2 separate regions of the Mus musculus genome follow, and region 1 is linked to region 2. A link is a loop called in an ENCODE intact Hi-C map of the cell type or tissue named here. Cell type or tissue: heart. All regions are shown on one strand. Links, peaks and the distances in the headings refer to the core of each region. The heading gives the core; the rest is flanking DNA. Region 1 overlaps Clec16a (C-type lectin domain family 16, member A). Region 2 overlaps Clec16a (C-type lectin domain family 16, member A).

Region 1 (5,374 bases), core at 128-5,127, 50 kb after region 2:
TCTACAGATAGAGAGCCATGGCTCAGAGGGCTCAAGGGCCTGGCAGATGGTCACACTCCACCTCGTTCAGTTCTGGGTTCTAAGTTGCCAGACACTGAATTGAGGACTTGTGGTGCTGTTGTAGGGAACAGGGGATCTTGTTTTCCTGACTTCACATGATCAAAAACCATCATATCTGTAAACTACCTTTGGTCTAAAAGAAACACTAAAATGTTCCTGGGATTGGCTGCTGGGTGATGGTAGTGGCTCTGGGGCTGGGGATAGAACACCAGCCTCATGCATTCCAGGTGCTTCTACCCCTGAACTCAGTTGTTAGCTATTTTCACACTTTAGTGTGTATACAATACCTAATGGTTTGTGTGCTTTGTATCAGTCTCAAAGCCATCAGGATTGCTTTGAGAACACACTGAATGTGAGGCTTAACGAGATGAAGGGACTCTCCTAGCAGAAGTGGCTGAAGAGGCATCCAAGCCCAGTTCTATATGTGAAGAAAGCTGGACATCTGAGCTAGGCCTTATTCCACTCTCCACTCTCTCCTCCCAGATAACAGTGACTTGATTGCATGCACAGTCATCACCAAGGATGGTGGTATGGTCCAGCGGTTCCTGGCTGTGGACATTTACCAGATGAGCCTGGTGGAGCCTGACGTATCCAGACTTGGCTGGGGAGTGGTCAAGTTTGCTGGCCTTCTACAGGTGAGAGTCTAAGAACCCCACTCTGTTTTCTCACTCTGCACACATGCATGGTAAAAATGTCAGTTTTATACTCACTTGTAATGGCACAAGAAGTATGCACACAAAACCGGAGTATTGCACAGAGAACAGCCAAGTCCCTTTTACCAAAACCTTAATCTTAACACCTCTCCTTCCCTTCGGAGAAAACCCATTGCCAAGCTGGTCCTTCCAGATCTGCTTCACTGCCAAGAGCTTTTTAATTGTGTATCCATGGAACTGTCAGTTAAACTCAGTGGGGAAGGACCACATGGTTGTACATGATCTCAGCATTCAGGCAGTAGAATCAGGATGGCATCCACAAATTCAAAAACAGACCAGTCTATTTAATAGGTTCCAGACCAGTCAGGTAGGTTCATGGAGCAAGACCTGGTCTCAAGATAAAAGGGTGTTGGGAATGAGGACAGTGTGCTGGGGGTGAACCTTAGTTGATATGGAGTGCTCACCCAGCATGCATGAGGCCCTTGATTCCATTCCCAGCAGCACATACAAATGGGTATAATCATACATGCCTATAAGGAGGTGGAGGCAAGATGATCAGACATTTAAGGGCAGCCTTGGCTACCTAAGGAGTCAGAGGCTAGCCAGAGCTACATGAGACCCTGTCTCAAAAAACAAGACAGACCAGGTATGGTGATGTACATCTTTAATCCTAGTACTTGGGAGGCAGAAATGAGCAGATCCCTGTAAGTCTAAGGCAAATATGGTCTACAAACCAAATCCCAGGCCAGCCAAGGTTACGTAGTGATACTGTCGCAAAAACAAACAAACTTCACCAAGAAATATGTCTGCTATAAACATGTACAGACTTTCTTTTGACTCTTTAGTCCCTAAACAGGTATTTACATAGCACATATATGGTATCAAGTCTTATGCATCATCTAGAGTGAATTTAGAGTCTACAGGAAGATATAGTAGGTTATATGCAGATACTGTACCATTTAAAGTAAGGGCCTTGAGCATCTACAGATTTTGGTCCCCAGTTTGGTAGGGAGTGCCAAGGGTTAATTGTACATGAGTTTGAGGGTATGTTAGATTCTTATGCCATATCGTAGACTTGGCCTATCTCCTAGCCTCTCTTGGAGTGTCTAGCCATTTTAGCAGATGCATGCCTGCTGGGGTTCTCTTAACTGCTGTGTGGCAGGGCATGCTTGGCCAGAGCGCTCTTGATAATCCCAGCTTTTCAAGCATGTAAACCTGGTGTTCCACTTCCTCATGCCCCGGGCAGGATTTCCCTAGGCAGATACCCAAGAAGTTGGAATCAGCTATTTTAAGAGTTCATAGCTTCTGCCAACTTCCTCTAGCACTGTTGTTATCACAGGAGTTCCTGAGCACACCCTCCCTGACCAGGCTCTACAGCACCTCGTGTCTGCTGGGGCTCTGTCTTACAGGTTGATAAGTATGATGGCTGAGTAGTGACTAGCTGCAGAGGGAATGAAACACAGATCCCACTTCCTCTCTCTACTGTGTCCTGTCCCAGCCTGGGGCTCCCCTCCCCTCACTTCAAGGAGGTCCATTTCCTGCTGCACTGCTCTGATTCCCAGAAGACCTTGCGCAGGCTGAGTTGACTCCTAACCACAGCGGTGGGCAGCCCATTGTTGCCTGCTCTCCATGGGGAGCGCCTGTACATGAAGCCACTGCTCCTGTCTCCTCTCCTTCCCACACTCCTCCCTTTCCAGACCCTCTTACTCTCAGTGAGGGTGTAGGAGAATCTTTTTTACCCCAAAGTGACTCCCGTGTGGAACACTGCCCGGTAGATGGCCTGTGCATCTTCTTATCAAGGTACACCAATTTCCTTAGAACACAACATCAGGAAAGTGTTTTTCTCTCTCAGACGCTTAATGTGTCAGACAATGAAAGCCACACTCCCCCCCCACCCCCCATCCTCTTTTGGTTCTCTTCCAGTAGCTACTATTTATCAGACTGTTACTACGCACCAGATCCTTGCTTTAAACTCATAATAGCTCATCTTATCTGCTGCTGCCCTGTGATGCAGCCATTCTTTCCAAAGGGAGAGCCAAGTGTGTGGCCTCCAAGCACAGCAGCCCCTTCCTTCTGAACCTTCTTCAGTGGCTCCCACCTCCTCTAGCATATCTGACCTTTGAGTCTATCTTCTGTCTGGTACGCTTTTATCTCATGTGCCCTTGAACCTTTGTGGGCACAGACTTGACACAGAACCCATCCTGAGGCTTTATGGGAACCAGTCCTTACACACTCATTCCTCGTCAATGTCTTTATCCCTTTCACATGCAGCTTGCCTGAAGTCTCTGCCAAACAATTCTAGTGGCCCTTCCTCAGGGACTGTCCTCAAAGATGTACCAAAGGACAGGAACAATGCCTCATTTTGAAGAGAAACAAGGAGGTAGTGTTTAACCAGGTGACAAAAAAAGGCTTTGGAGTTGTGGCCTCTGGTTTTCCAGAAGGAAGAATTGTTGGAATTTGCCTGTTGTGACAGTGGTGGCCCTTGAAGAGGCTGGTGTACCTCTTGTGGTCAGGCATCTCAAGTCCTCATGGAAAGGAGAATTAGCCATACATCCAGCAGCTGATTCCTCACCTGTCAGGCCGGGACTGATCTGCATCACCCTTAAATCTTTGAGATGTAGCCTCCTTCAGAACAAAAGCAGATGCAAAGTGCTGGTGTCTTTCTATATGAGCCACTGACACCCCTATCAACCCTGGGCCTGATGAACATTTTGCCTTTGCCTTCTCGCTCTGCAGGACATGCAGGTGACAGGAGTGGAGGATGACAGCCGTGCCCTGAACATCACCATTCACAAGCCTGCCTCCAGCCCGCACTCTAAGCCCTTCCCTATCCTGCAGGCCACCTTCGTGTTCTCGGATCATATCCGCTGCATTATTGCCAAGCAGCGCCTGGCCAAGGGCCGCATCCAGGCCAGGCGCATGAAGATGCAGAGGATAGCCGGTGAGTGACCTCAAGAGCAAGGACTCCCCACCGCAGGGCTGTCACCAGTTCACATTGACCCAGAAACATCCCAAGACTTGAAAGAATGGGACTTTCCCTGCTTCCCAGGTGTTTGGAAGGGAGACAATCCTCAGCTGCTGCGTGGAAGAGAAGGGGCCTCTGTAACAGACAAGAAACAGGCGCAGGCAGGGGGCAGCTGGCACCTCCTCTTCACGAGTTAGCCCGCAAGGGTACAAGGGTATAGTCACAAAGCATTCTGACTGCCCTCTGCCATCTTAGGTATGCAAACAGGTCTTAGATCATTGTACAGGGGAAATTTTTAGTCACACAGAGAACAAGTTTGCAGAGCTTCCTACTCAGATTTGTTTGTTTCAGCTCTGAGGATGAAGCCCAGGACCTCACACATAATTTTTCTCACCATTCTCTTTGTTTCCTTATCATCTCTTGGTGAGCCGCCAGCAGCCAGCACCCAACACTAAATCCAGGAGTCATTCATACCTCACAGGGATGGTAGAGTTTGCATCACCCAGGCTTTCTTAGTAAAAGCCCTGAAATAAGGTTGTTTCTTCAAGTCATGAAATGGAAGTCAAGGCATTGTCCTGAGGCAGGGTGAGGCAGGGGAGTCCTAACCGCTCCTTTAAGACTCTCAGGCTAGAGCTGTGGCTCAGTTGGTAGAATGGTTGCTGTCTCAGTCAGGGTTTCTATTACTGCACAAACATCGTGACCAAGAATCAAATTAGGGAGGAAAGGGTTTATTCAGCTTATACTTCCATACTGCTGTTCATCACCAAGGAAGTCAGGACTGGAACTCAAGCAGGTCAGGAAGCAGGAGCTGATGCAGAGGCCACGGAGGGATGTTCTTTACTGGCTTGCTTCCCCTGGCTTGCTCAGTTTGCTCTCTTATAGAACCAAGATTACCAGCCCAGAGATGGTCCCACCCACAAGGGGCCTGAAACCCTTGATCACTAGTTGAGAAAATGCCTTACAGTTGGATCTCATGGAGGCACTTTCCCAACTGAAGCTTCTTTCTCTGTGATAACCCCAGCTGTGCCAAGTTGACACAAAACTAGCCAGTAGAGTTGCCTAGTATGTACAAAGCCCTACATTTGATCTCCAACACTATATCAAACCAGTTATAATGACACATGTCTATAATGCCAGCACTTGGGAGGGAAAAGCAAAAGACTTACAAATTTAAGGTCATCGTCTACTATATAGTAAGTTCAATACCAGCCTGGCTATGTGAGACCCTGTCCCACAGAAGATACAAATGAATGAATGCATGCATGAAGACCGAACAAATAAATAAATGAAATTATTAGTGCCTTCAGCTCAGGCCCACAGTCCCTCCATTATGGCTGCCAAGGGATGTCCAGCCCACTGTGAGGAGGAGCATTCTCTCAAGGAACAAAGGCAGAATAAGCTCCCTGTGTGCTTCATTTCTGGCTCCGCAGTTCCATGCTGTGTGTGCCTCCGTGATGTGCATCAGAGTTGTTCGCCCTTCTTGTTTCTCACGTAGCTGAAGCCTCGCCTGCGGAATCATGACAGAAGGATTTTGTAATGTACAAAGTGACTTAGATTATTCAGCCCTTCCTTTGAAGATTCATTTCCAGACTTTTCCCTGTAATGTGAAGCACTTTCTCACGCTGGCATAAAGGCCAGATATTTCATTTGAAAATTGAGGATTGCACTGTAAAGTGGCTGCTAGCATGGCTGCCTT
Region 2 (5,374 bases), core at 280-5,279:
AGCACTGCACAGGTTTTCAACGTCTCCTCTATCTAGTGCGGAGTCCCCTCCCAGAGTGCTCCTCCATGGTGCCCCTTTCAGCTTGGAAATGTTAACTCTACAGGTTGTTTATGATTTGAAAAAGTTGGGGCTCCCAAGCCCCTGAAGTGTTTGCCTTTATTGCTTCCTAACTGTGTGCCCTTGGGCGGGTTACTTTTAATCTGAGTCTGGCTGTTTGTCATCTCTGCAGTGGAGACCTCTGAGTTGAAATACCCAGCAGCTGGCCTCACACAGGACCCATAAGCCAAAAGTGTGTCCTCTCCCTCATCCCACCCCACAGGAAGTGTGTCCCCTCCCCTCATCCCACCCCACAGGAAGTGTGTTCCCTCATCCCACCCTACAGGAAGCTTCCTGGGGTTTGCTTCTTTTACTCCAGTGTTTATGCGTTCTGCTGGACAATGCTTGCCATTCTCCAGAAACACTAAGGCAACACACCTGCAACTACAGTCAGTCCTCAGCTGCCCCTAGAACACTGGCTTCTGAGCTAGCGTGAGTGAGTGCCACTCAAGCTGCTCACACATTCTTTAGTGACTCAGGTTTATTACCAAAGGGATGACAGACCCTGAGACTCACTGTTATCCCCACCCCCATGGAGAGAATGGGAGGAATCCCATGGAGGAGGTCCTGGCACTGTAGGAGCAATGGAACCAATCTGTATTGTAAGAAGGCCCTGCTGTGAAACCAGTGCCAAGAACAGCCTGGAGTGGGAACATGGCTCTGCCACCCTGCTCTGGGATACAGGGATTTTGAAAAAGGGACTCAGGCCTCTGGAAAACAGTGTTAAACATGTCCCACAAAGGAAGGCAGCCAGTCAGCACTAGGCGGTCATGGGGCCCTCTGACTTAAATGAAGGGAAAAGTACACACACACAACTTGGAGAATGAAAAGAGCCTGCCACTCATCTGGCACACGAGAAATATAGGCCCCGTCTAACCCAGAGCTGGCTCATTTGTGGCCCAAGTACAGGAGGGCCTTTGCTGAGGCTTCCTGTGCTGTCTCTCCTAGATAAAGCCCATGAATGTGGAGTATCTCATGATGGATGCTTCCATCCTCCTGCCCCCAACGGGCACTCCACTGACTGGCATTGACTTTGTGAAGCGGCTGCCATGTGGTGATGTGGAGAAGACGAGGCGGGTGAGTAAGTGCTTTCTGGCCTCTCCTAGGCCATAGGGAAAGGGTCTTTAGATCAGTTGAAGCCTACCACCAATAGGTGTCTAGTCACCTGGAAAGAATAGCCTCACGCATGCACCTACTACCATACATGGCTTTCTTTCCAAAGCCTGGTGCCCTTGGAAATTGGAGATTGAGATTCTGTGGCAACTGGCACCTCTGTGGGCTGCTGTCAGACTACCTGCGCCAGGGCAGAGTGCAGCCAAAACCCTGGATGGAGGCCAAGCCAATCTTCTTTGAAGCAAGGGAACCCAGAGCCTAGAACAGCCAGTGTGGGAGGTGGATGTGAGCCCTAGGCACACTGGCAAGCTGTCCGATAGTGAGAGGATGGTGCTGGCTGCGCAGGAGAGCGTGCGTACAGAGCCCTGTTCTTAGAACAGCAGAGGTGATCCCCTTATCAGCACTTTGTTCTGAGGCGGCCGCTCTAGGAAGCAGCCTCGCTCAGGCTCTTCACAGTATTTTATCTCCTGCGTAAGATCTCGGTTTCTTTCTTAGAAAGCAGCACTGCCTTTTCCTGGAAAATCATTCCCTGGAGACATGACTGGGAGTGGATAATTTAGAGGCACTCATGATCGCTCCCAGGCTCACTACATCGTCCTTGGTCTGCTTGTGGCTTGGGGGTCTCACTTTAGGATTTCAGAAAGCAAGTGACATAAAGTTGTGTGTGCCTCAGACAAGAACCTCTGTGACCTCCTCCGCCCTGCTGGCACTTTTAACCATGTGCTCAGGGGCTACAGAGGAAGTGGAGACTTTGTATCTTCAAGCAACACACATTCCCAGCCCCCTGAGCAAACCACAGACTCCTGCAAGTTGTCCTCTGACCTCCATGTGTGCACACAACACAAATACTTTTTTTAAGTGTAAGATCAAAATACCAAAAGTGCCCCTGACTCCTGCCAGCCCATAAGGGACATCCATGTTGAAATCAAAGTCATCACAGTTTGGGGTTCCAAGCAGAACTTGAATTTGAGTTATCCCCACTCAGGTAGGGGCAGTTGGAAGGAGTGGCTGAGAAAGAACATGAGTTCCTTAGTCAGGCCTACAGAGGTTATAGCTGTGTGATCTTGGAAGCATTGTTTAAGTCCCTGAGCCTAAAGTTCCTCCTGTGCCCCCTCAGCTTTTGCCCACAGTAGCTGGCAGGATGGCTGTGAAGTTTCTGGCCGACAGTAAACACTGAAAGTGTGTTGGTGGGAAAGGAGTGCAATGCACCAGTGTCTTAAGATGAGCGAGAGGTTCCACTCAAGGACTCGCTAAGCTTAGTGCAGAGGAGAGCCAGCAGGGGGCGCGGGCAAATGGTAAAGTCTGAACTGAAGTATCAGCTATCTGGGAAGCCACTGCCCAAGGGTCCCTGTGCTAGGGTGTTGTGTTTGGTACTAGGGATGAGGCCAGAGCATGCACATGCCAGCACATGCTCACCCTCCTCTCAGTTTTGATTGAGACAGTGTCTTACTAAGTAGCCCAGATTGGCTTCTACCTCAGCCTCCCAGATATCTGGAATTACAGATTTGTGTCCCCACATTCTGATCCCATGTTCCCTGTGGGCACAGCAGGTTTTTATGTTTGTCACTATTGACCTTGAGGAAATGGGGTGGCTGTGTGTTACACATTAAAGAAAACTCAGTCAGAGCTCAGCATTTTTAAAGGAAGGACATTTTTCTTCCATATTTCAACACTTAGAGACATTTGCTTCTCCTCCCATCTTTGTCTACAAACTCAGCCCCTTATGATGGCACAGGAATTTTTGCCATGGTGTCACCTGCATCTTCCTTTGTTCATTGTATTATGAGGTTTCCTGTTGTAAGCGTGGTTTTCGCAGCTCTGGACAAGCTTCCCAGTTCTTACATGCTACCAGTGACATCACCCCAGCCTACAGGGGAGGGGCTTTCCTCTCTTTCTCTCTCTCTCTTTCTTTCTTTCTTTCTTTCTTTCTTTCTTTCTTTCTTTCTTTCTTTCTTTCTTTCTTTCTTTCTTTTGGAGACAAGGTCTCATGTAACCCAGGCTAGTCTTAAACTCACTATACAGCCACGGTTAACTTTGAATTCCTGATCCTCCTTCCACTACAGCTCAAGGGCGGAGAACATAGCCTGTGCCACCACGCCTGTCTGATGGTTTTCTAAGTGATTTTTTAGGGCTGCATAAAGGTTGTCAGGAGTTCTCTGCCACAGCTCCCATGGGTTTTCCCATTGGTCAGAGTTTAGGGCACCTCCATGTAATTCACTCTTTTCAGCTGAGCCATGAGAGCTACTTCATGAACACAGTGTTTTCTTTCTCTTGAATCATTTCTTTAGGACATGTTCTCAGAAGCAGGATTTCTGGTTCAAAGGGTATGGATTTTTTTTTCATCTCTAACGTCACCACCTAGCTTTCTCTCTGGGCCAGGCCCACATCCAGCTGCTTCAACCCTGTTTTCAGGATGACTTACTTTCACAGCTGTTTCCATAGCCTTGTGGGCTTCTAACCTGAATGACTGTCACCTAAATACAACAGCTTGCAAATATGGCAAGGAAGCTGACAGAAGTGACCTGAGCACTTGGTCCAGGGCCACCTGTGCCATGAAAAACCCTCACTCACCATGTACTCCTCCCCAGAGCTGAGCAGATACTAGGAACTCCTGCTCTCACTCAGCCAGGTGGAGCTGAGATTCATCAGCCTCCAGACCTTCTCTTCCAAAGCCGCTGTATGAGCTGGGTTTCTACATGCTGAATGTGACTGGGGATGGCTTCCAGACTCGGAGAAGCTAAGAAATGGAAGTTTCTTCATATTAGACCTCGGTCAACTGTCTTCCCTTTTGAAATTTGGTCTCCTGGGTTCCAAGATTTGAAACAGTCATCATTTCTTATTACTTTTGGCTATGACATTAAAACTTTGTATCTTGAGCCGGGCGTGGTGGCGCACGCCTTTAATCCCAGCACTCGGGAGGCAGAGGCAGGCGGATTTCTGAGTTCGAGGCCAGCCTGGTCTACAAAGTGAGTTCCAGGACAGCCAGGGCTACACAGAGAAACCCTGTCTCAAAAAACCAAAAAAAAAAAAAAAAAAAAAAAAAGAAAAAGAATATAAAAAAAAAAAAAAAAGAAAACTTTGTATCTTGATTTAGCAAAGAAAAGAAGAGTGCTTGATAAAACCATGGGTCCCAAGCCCTGACTCTTTGGAGGCCAAGGACTGTGATCAGAAGAACAGTCTTTGGAGTCTGGGCTTCCATCTCTCTGCTTGTCAGATGGGAACCACATAGGGTAATTAAGAGGTCCAGCTGGCAGGCAGCTGGGCACAGTGATGCACACCTTTATTCCCAGCACTCAGTGGGGCATGGGGGTGTGCAGAAGCAGTCGAATCTCTATGAGTTTTAGGCCAGCCTGATCTACTGAGTGAGTTCCAGGACAGCCAAGGCTACAGGCTACATAGAGATTCCCTGGAAAGAATGGGGGTGAGGGGAAGCCCTACACAGTGCTCAATGGCCATGAGTGGTGAGAGGGAGCTGTTAGTATCTCTAGGTGGTGGCATGAAGTTGCCATGGGGTGAGACAGCATGCATGCCAGCCCCTCCGGCTGCCCTGTGGGACTCACCTCTTTCTGTTCTTAGACATGGGCTTCTTTTGTATGTGGCTTTCCCTTGAGAGTTGGTATTTTTAAATGGTATTATATATGTTTTATAGTCTATTTTATAGTTTAAATTACTATTTTTATTTGTATTCCTGGAAATATCTTCCATTCAACATTTGCAGAGTAAAAGCAGATGTTTTACCAAAAGGCCTACATTAAGAGCCAAATTCTGAATTCATAGATTCCTTGGAAAGCCTCAGTCTTCCAAGGGATAGGCTGCAGAAAGCAGCGTGTGTTTCTGTTTTCTCATCCCAGCTGTGCCCCCGCTGGGGGTCTTTGCCATCAGAACCCTGAAAGCAATGGACTTAACAACATGAGCAGACTGGGACATGCATGCAGTCGGTTCTTTTCTTTCCTTCTCCTCATCCCTGAAGTTGTAACTGCTTACTTAAGAGCTCTGGCTGTCATATAATCCTGTGACACCTGCTCCCCACTTCACATCTTATTGCTGTCTTCTTTGGACTGGCACAGGGATTGCATTTCCTGGTATACGAGGCTGTGTCAATGTGTGCCTGATATTACAGAGGCTTGGCTCAGCGCCTTAGCAGCTGTATGGGCCAAGCTCACTC

What was found. Hi-C counts contacts between places; a loop is a spot of excess contacts. Peaks named below come from ENCODE experiments on the same cell type or tissue, not always from the same donor. Only the 100,000 strongest peaks of a DNase experiment are listed, where the experiment ranks them.
Region 1: it touches region 2 in a loop (3-fold over the local background); 1 of 42 quality-filtered maps calls a loop at or near these places.

What each region holds. Positions count from the first base shown.
Region 1 is chr16:10,687,937-10,693,310 of GRCm38, forward strand. Clec16a (C-type lectin domain family 16, member A) reads left to right here. Exons shown (of 23, transcript NM_001204229.1): 19 at 544-695; 20 at 3,450-3,654. Among named protein-coding and RNA genes, the nearest start is that of Gm15558, 7.0 kb to the left of the region's middle. In heart, for the core only: no CTCF peak of the experiment used is centred there; DNase peaks (open chromatin) are centred at 2,125 and 2,755; H3K27ac peaks cover 2,083 bases.
Region 2 is chr16:10,637,743-10,643,116 of GRCm38, forward strand. Clec16a (C-type lectin domain family 16, member A) reads left to right here. Exons shown (of 23, transcript NM_001204229.1): 17 at 1,045-1,173. Among named protein-coding and RNA genes, the nearest start is that of Gm52264, 18 kb to the right of the region's middle. In heart, for the core only: a CTCF peak has its summit at 2,481 (motif pointing right); a DNase peak (open chromatin) is centred at 2,479; H3K27ac peaks cover 1,251 bases.